Linked DNA regions of Homo sapiens: region 2 is linked to region 1. Evidence: chromatin loops called from intact Hi-C (ENCODE). Cell type or tissue: Calu3. All regions are shown on one strand. Each heading gives the region's core, and the rest is flanking DNA. Links, peaks and the distances in the headings are about the cores only.

The links. Peaks named below come from ENCODE experiments on the same cell type or tissue, not always from the same donor. Only the 100,000 strongest peaks of a DNase experiment are listed, where the experiment ranks them.
Region 2: a loop joins it to region 1, with 3 times the contacts of the local background. A loop is called at or near these places in 1 of 110 quality-filtered maps.

The regions. Positions count from the first base shown.
Region 1 is chrX:20,829,014-20,831,941 of GRCh38, reverse strand. No RefSeq gene overlaps it. Among named protein-coding and RNA genes, the nearest start is that of CNKSR2, 540 kb to the left of the region's middle. In Calu3, for the core only: no CTCF peak of the experiment used is centred there; a DNase peak (open chromatin) is centred at 1,781.
Region 2 is chrX:20,679,615-20,682,542 of GRCh38, reverse strand. All of the region lies in intron 2 of LOC124905257 (a long non-coding RNA gene), which reads left to right. Among named protein-coding and RNA genes, the nearest start is that of RPS6KA3, 410 kb to the right of the region's middle. In Calu3, for the core only: a CTCF peak has its summit at 1,404; no DNase peak of the experiment used is centred there.

The DNA of each region.
Region 1 (2,928 bases), core at 429-2,928:
GTGATCTTCACTAACTTAGATTTGAGAATCTCAGTGCATTGGAAAACACTGCTTTGGAATTTTACCTTAAAGCATTTCTGTCTTACAGTCATATAGACTAACTCCCAAATCTCTTACTGAAAGTTAAATCAATATAGACATTATGCATCTATTAGTTACTAAAAAAAGCCAAAGTTTCTTAATTAAAACCATCAAATAGGAAGGACAAACACCAATTAACTATAAAATACTATAGCAAATATTTATAGTCCAGAAATATCAAAAGTTAACTATACATAAAATATATTTCAATTTCAGTGAAAGAAAAAATTATTCTGAGGCAATTGCACACAACTTTTTATTCCATGTATTCAGAGTTCTACATTTATCTTTTTCAATTTTCTCATTTTACATATAAGAAAATTTCACATGACCATGATACTGTGATCTTCAGCTTTTGATTATCTTATAAATCAATTTTTGGCATTTGCATTTAACAGCAATGCTTCTTGGCTTAACCAATGTTGGCTTTATTTTTCAAGAGCTGGCTCCTTAGGTTGCTTGAGGAGATCAGCATATGGTGTTTTTTGCAAGGATTTTAAACTTTGATTTATGGGGATTGGAAAAGGTGTCTTAATAAACAACTGCTTTTATTATTTTATTTATTTTCATTTTAGAGATAAGGTCTCACTCTGTCCCCCAGGCTGAAGTGCAGTAGTACGATCATGGTTCACTGCAGCCTTGACCTCATGGGCTCAGGTGATCCTCCCACCTCAGCCTCCCAAGTAGCTGGGATTACAGGTGCGTGTCACCATGCCCAGCTAATTTTTTGTATTTTTTGTATAGATGCCCAGGCTGGTCTCGAATTCCTGGGCTCAAGTGATACACCTGCCTCAGCCTCCCAAAGTGCTGGGAGTACAGGTGTAAGCCACTGCACCTGGCCAAACAACTACTTTTAACATGAATATATGTCTGTGAACATCTTCTTACCAGAAAGGTTGGTCATTCTTTATCAGATGGGTGCCTGGGTTCATATTTCCTGTTTATAACTGTACCCATTCAAGGAAGAACTACTGGAAATAAGATATGGTGTAGCTCTTTTCTATAACAGTCATTTTAAGAGAGAATAATATTCATTTTCTTGACCCTAAAGGCTTCCAATTGTCTGTGCAAGAAGAGTGAACACTATCTTAATTAGCTTCACATGATTTATTCTTGGAGGTGTTAAGGGACAACATTAATTTATTTGAGGACAAAAAGCTCATAGCTCTTCTTAATGAATATTGCTCCAATCTTGAAATACTGATTTAACAATGTGGTTCTAAAAAGTAGCTTAATTTAGACAAAAAATAACACTTAATAATCAATATAGAACCAGGCAGCTGAGACCCAGATGCAGTCCAAACTGAAAGCATACACATATTAGTCCCTCTGAGAAGACAGATTGTAGATCTGCCTTTGTGAATACAATCTAATGCTCCTCATTTTCCTTCAAAGAAATGTAGTCAAAATGTTTTTTTTTCTCTCCAGGCTCTGCGCCAGGCACATACTGTGCAGGCACTGTCAAAACGATGTCACTGCAGCTAAACTCATTTCCTGCCTAAGTCAGTCCTGAATTTCCATCCCTTTCTTCTTGATGTTTACCCTTCCTGCCATTATCTTGAAGTAACCTCTCATTCATCTTTCAGAGAAAATAAAATAATCCCATTCGTCAATTATTAAATAGTAACCAATACTGCTGACCATTGTTTGCCTTCCTGTGACCAGCCATTCACCATGCTAGTGACATGGTGATGTCTCATTTGCCTTCAGAAGGTGATTAATCATTCTGAGGCAACAGACCACACACAGCAGTCTGAGGAAGTGGTGACAGAAGCATTCAAGATGTAGTACAATTTTATAAGGCTAATCCCACATAACTGAGTTGATGATTGCGTTATCCCTCTTTCCCCCTTGTCTGCAAATTGTCTCATATTTTAAAGGTAATATATATCAAAGTCTAAGTAAGGAAGAGTTACTGCTCATAGCATAAAACTTTGAAAAGAAATGCTGATAAGAACCCTTCGATTTAGATGAGTAAACTACTAGAATATGTCAAAACACACAAATATTTGCAGTGAATCATCAAATGCTGGTATAACAGGGATTGTTAGTATCCTTGGGAAAAAATACCTTGAATTTCTATAGATAAGCAATTTGTGTTTTTTTATGCAGTCAGTTGGCAAGGCTTTATTGAGTGTCTATGTGTCCAGTATGTCCAAAGCCTCAAGGAGAAGAAAACAAAAGGGACAACTCCAGTATTATAAAACAGCAGGTCAACAAACTACATGGAAACCCAAGTTCTTCTGAAGGGGATTTCAGGTAGAGTTCTAAGCCAAAAAATATTTTTTTCTCTGCCAGGCATGGTGGCTCACGCCTGTAATCCCAGCACTTTGGGAGGCCGAGGCGGGCAGATCACGAGGTCAAGAGATTGAGACCATCCTGGCCAACATGGTGAAACCCCGTCTCTACTAAAAATACAAAAAAATTAGCCAGGCATGGTGCAGGGCGCCTGTAGTCCCAGCTACTCGGGAGGCTTAGGCAGGAGAATGGCGCGAACCCGGGAGGCAGAGCTTGCAGTGAGCCGAGATCACGCCATTGCACTCCAGACTGAGTGACAAGAGTGAAACTCTGTCTCAAAAAAAAAAAAAATATCAAACTATAGTTCATACAGGTAATAGTAATAATAATTAACACTATTGGCAAAATTAAGGCACATGGAAGTTTAATAAGTTCGTCAAGATTATAAAGTGAGCATAACAAAGAATGTAGAAACAGTGTATAGGTTTTAAAGGCCTAGAACATTTGCATTATCTGGAATCTGGATTAAAACTTCCCAGGAAATTGTGTTTATTGCCTCAATTTGTTCTTATGTGAAACAGAGAACTAAATGAGATAATGTATAAGTAG
Region 2 (2,928 bases), core at 146-2,645, 150 kb after region 1:
AGATTTGTGGTTTTCTGCAACAAAGCTAAAGAAGAAATTAAATGAGAGGTTCGGGTTTATAACAATAGTTTTTCTTTTCTTTATTGGGTGTGTGTATATGTGTGTTTCTGTGTGTGTGTGTGTTTTACAGAGTGAACAATTCCCTTGTGGAAGATTGGTTGAAGGACATTCAGACATAGAAATAAACTCCTTCTATACTTTGTCTCTCTCAAGTAATAGCCACAGGGCTTTCCTTCTCTTCACTCGGGACTTTTATTAGAAGAACCTTTTTTACTGACTTTACTTTCTCTACTCCTATTCACTCCTCCACTTATTAAATTTGACTTCAACCACGCCTCTCCACTTCACTGTAATTTCTCTTATGCTATTAGAGTACTTTAATTCTTTGGAAAGCAACTTTCCTCTTGAAACCTCAACTCCCTTGGATACTGCATTCACATTCTGTTTTGCTTTTTGTCTTAGCCTGATTCCTCTTTTGTAATCTCTGCCACATATTTCTTCTGCTGGTGGTTCAAATATTGATATTCCCCTTGGGTTCCTGAGACCTTGTTGGTCCGTGGCTCTCTTCTCTTTTCTCTATTGCTGGAGTGATCTTTAGAAATCATAGATCTGATTATATCCCTTCTTGACTAATGCTTTAATCTTTCACTAGGATGAATTCCAACCCCCCTTAGAATAGAGTCCAACAGTATTTATCATCCATCCTCATTTATCTCTCCAGCCTCATCTTTCATCACTCCACACCCCACACCCAGCAACTTGATGCTCTAGTTGCACAGAATTACTTACAGCTCTTCAAATGTGCCTTGCTCTATCATTGCACATACAGCTTATTCTCACCTAGACACCCTTCTCTTAATTTTTTACCTAGCTTATATGTCACCTTGCTTGGAGGACTTTCCAACCCCCACCCCAGTCAGGGATAGGTGCTGCATCTGAGTAAACCCACTCAACCCTGTCTATCTCTATCATAGCACTTATTTCATTGTATTATAATGGTAAGAGTATGTACTTATCTCCTATAACAGATGGAATTCTTTACTGGCATGGATTATATTTTATTAATCTCTCTATCCCTAGTACCTAGCAAAGTACCTAGCTTAGTCAGAATAAGATAAACTGTACTGTAGTAAAAAATAAACCCCCAAATTTCAGTGGCAAAAGTTTATTTATCACTCCCACAGAGACTGATTCAGATAAAAAGATGTTTCAAGGTATTTCCTCCATGCAATGACTCAGAAATCAAGGCTTCTTACATCTTGTGACTCCAACATTTCAACATATAGCCCCCATGGGCCCTGAGATGAGGGAAGAATGAGTTTGACAGTGTCACACTGACTTTTAAATGCTTCAGAATGGAGATTGCACACATCATTTCACTCACAGCCCACTGGCCAGAAATAGTTGCACAACCTCAATTTAACCACCAGGGAGACTGGAAAATAAAGGAAGCACATGAACTATTTGGTGAGCACTATAGACATTGCCACAGGTATGTTGAATCAATAAACCCCAGTAAGAATAGTATAAAGTTATAGCTTGGTTCATTCATCAGACAATGATAGAATTCTTGTTGGCACACCGTTCTGAAATAAAGTAAGCTTGTGTTTGAGTTACTTGAAATCAAATAAATATCAATCTTGAAGTCTTTTCAACATCTCGCCAACCACTAGTTTGTAGCTTCAGTGTTTTTCTTGATTTCTATATAAAACTGGGAGGTGGGGGAGAGTAAATAAATTGCAACCACCCAAAAACATACATCTACACTACAGGACTTCTGAGGCTTAAATAAGTACAATGTATAACTTTTCATCATAATTATCAGCAGCCACTACTGCTGCCACAGTTGACAAACACCGTGGAGATGCCTCTGCATCAGTGTTCACTCTACAGCCACTGTGAAAACCATGGCTCCTCATCAGCCTTATACATACTCCTGTCACTTGCTCCCCACATCACAACCAATCATTCTAAGCAATCAAGAGTGAAGCCAGCGCTAAAACAGGAATGGAAAAATATTTACAAGAATCTCATAAAACCAGCAGGCAAAACAGCAAAACATACCAAACAATTTTCATTTCTTCCATTAACCCCTTCCTTTCCTTCTGGTCTTCATCTACCTCCCCAGTTTTCAATTGTTCTTCCAGATAAATGTCTGAGATCGTTTACAGTTTTCTCTTAATAGTGTTTGCGTTCAGATGAGGGACTCCCAGAAAGCTAGATGATAGTGGTGGCATTATTAGGGGCTGGGCTGATACACTATGTTCTCTCAATGATGCTCCACAAGTAGCATCTACTTGCACGCAGGTTCTACTCACAACACGTGGCTCTTTCCATGTAACTCACATCTCCTGCCTCAGAGAAATAATTGACTGCCTATGTTTAAATATATTTTTTCACCTGAGTTTAATATACAAAGAGAAAATGAAGAGCCTAGACCTTACAACTTCTGAGCTGCAGTCTCCCCTCTTTTCTCCTGCTTTTTGTTTTATTCATGCAACACGCATTTATTAAATCATATACTGTGTCAAGCATGCACACTATGCCAACGGATAAAACAGGATGTATCTCCTAAAGCATCCCACTGTCTAGGTTAATGATTTTAAACTGCAGGTCATGACACATGAGTGGGTCATGAAATCAATGTAGCGAGTCATGCCAAGTGTTGTGTTTGTTTGGAGTACAATAGAATGGAAAACATAATAGTACATAATGTTTCATGAAAAGTTTGCTTCATTTCTTATTTTTAATATGAATGTGTGTTCCCAGTTGTAATGTAAAATGATTTTATTTTGATCATGGTTAAAAAAATTATAAACATGGTTCCAGTGGAAAAGAAGCATAGAAAGCAAGTACTGTTCTTATGGCTACTGATCCCTCCCTTTATTTTTCTAGCAACTCATTGTCTATTTTATGTATTTTAAGTTT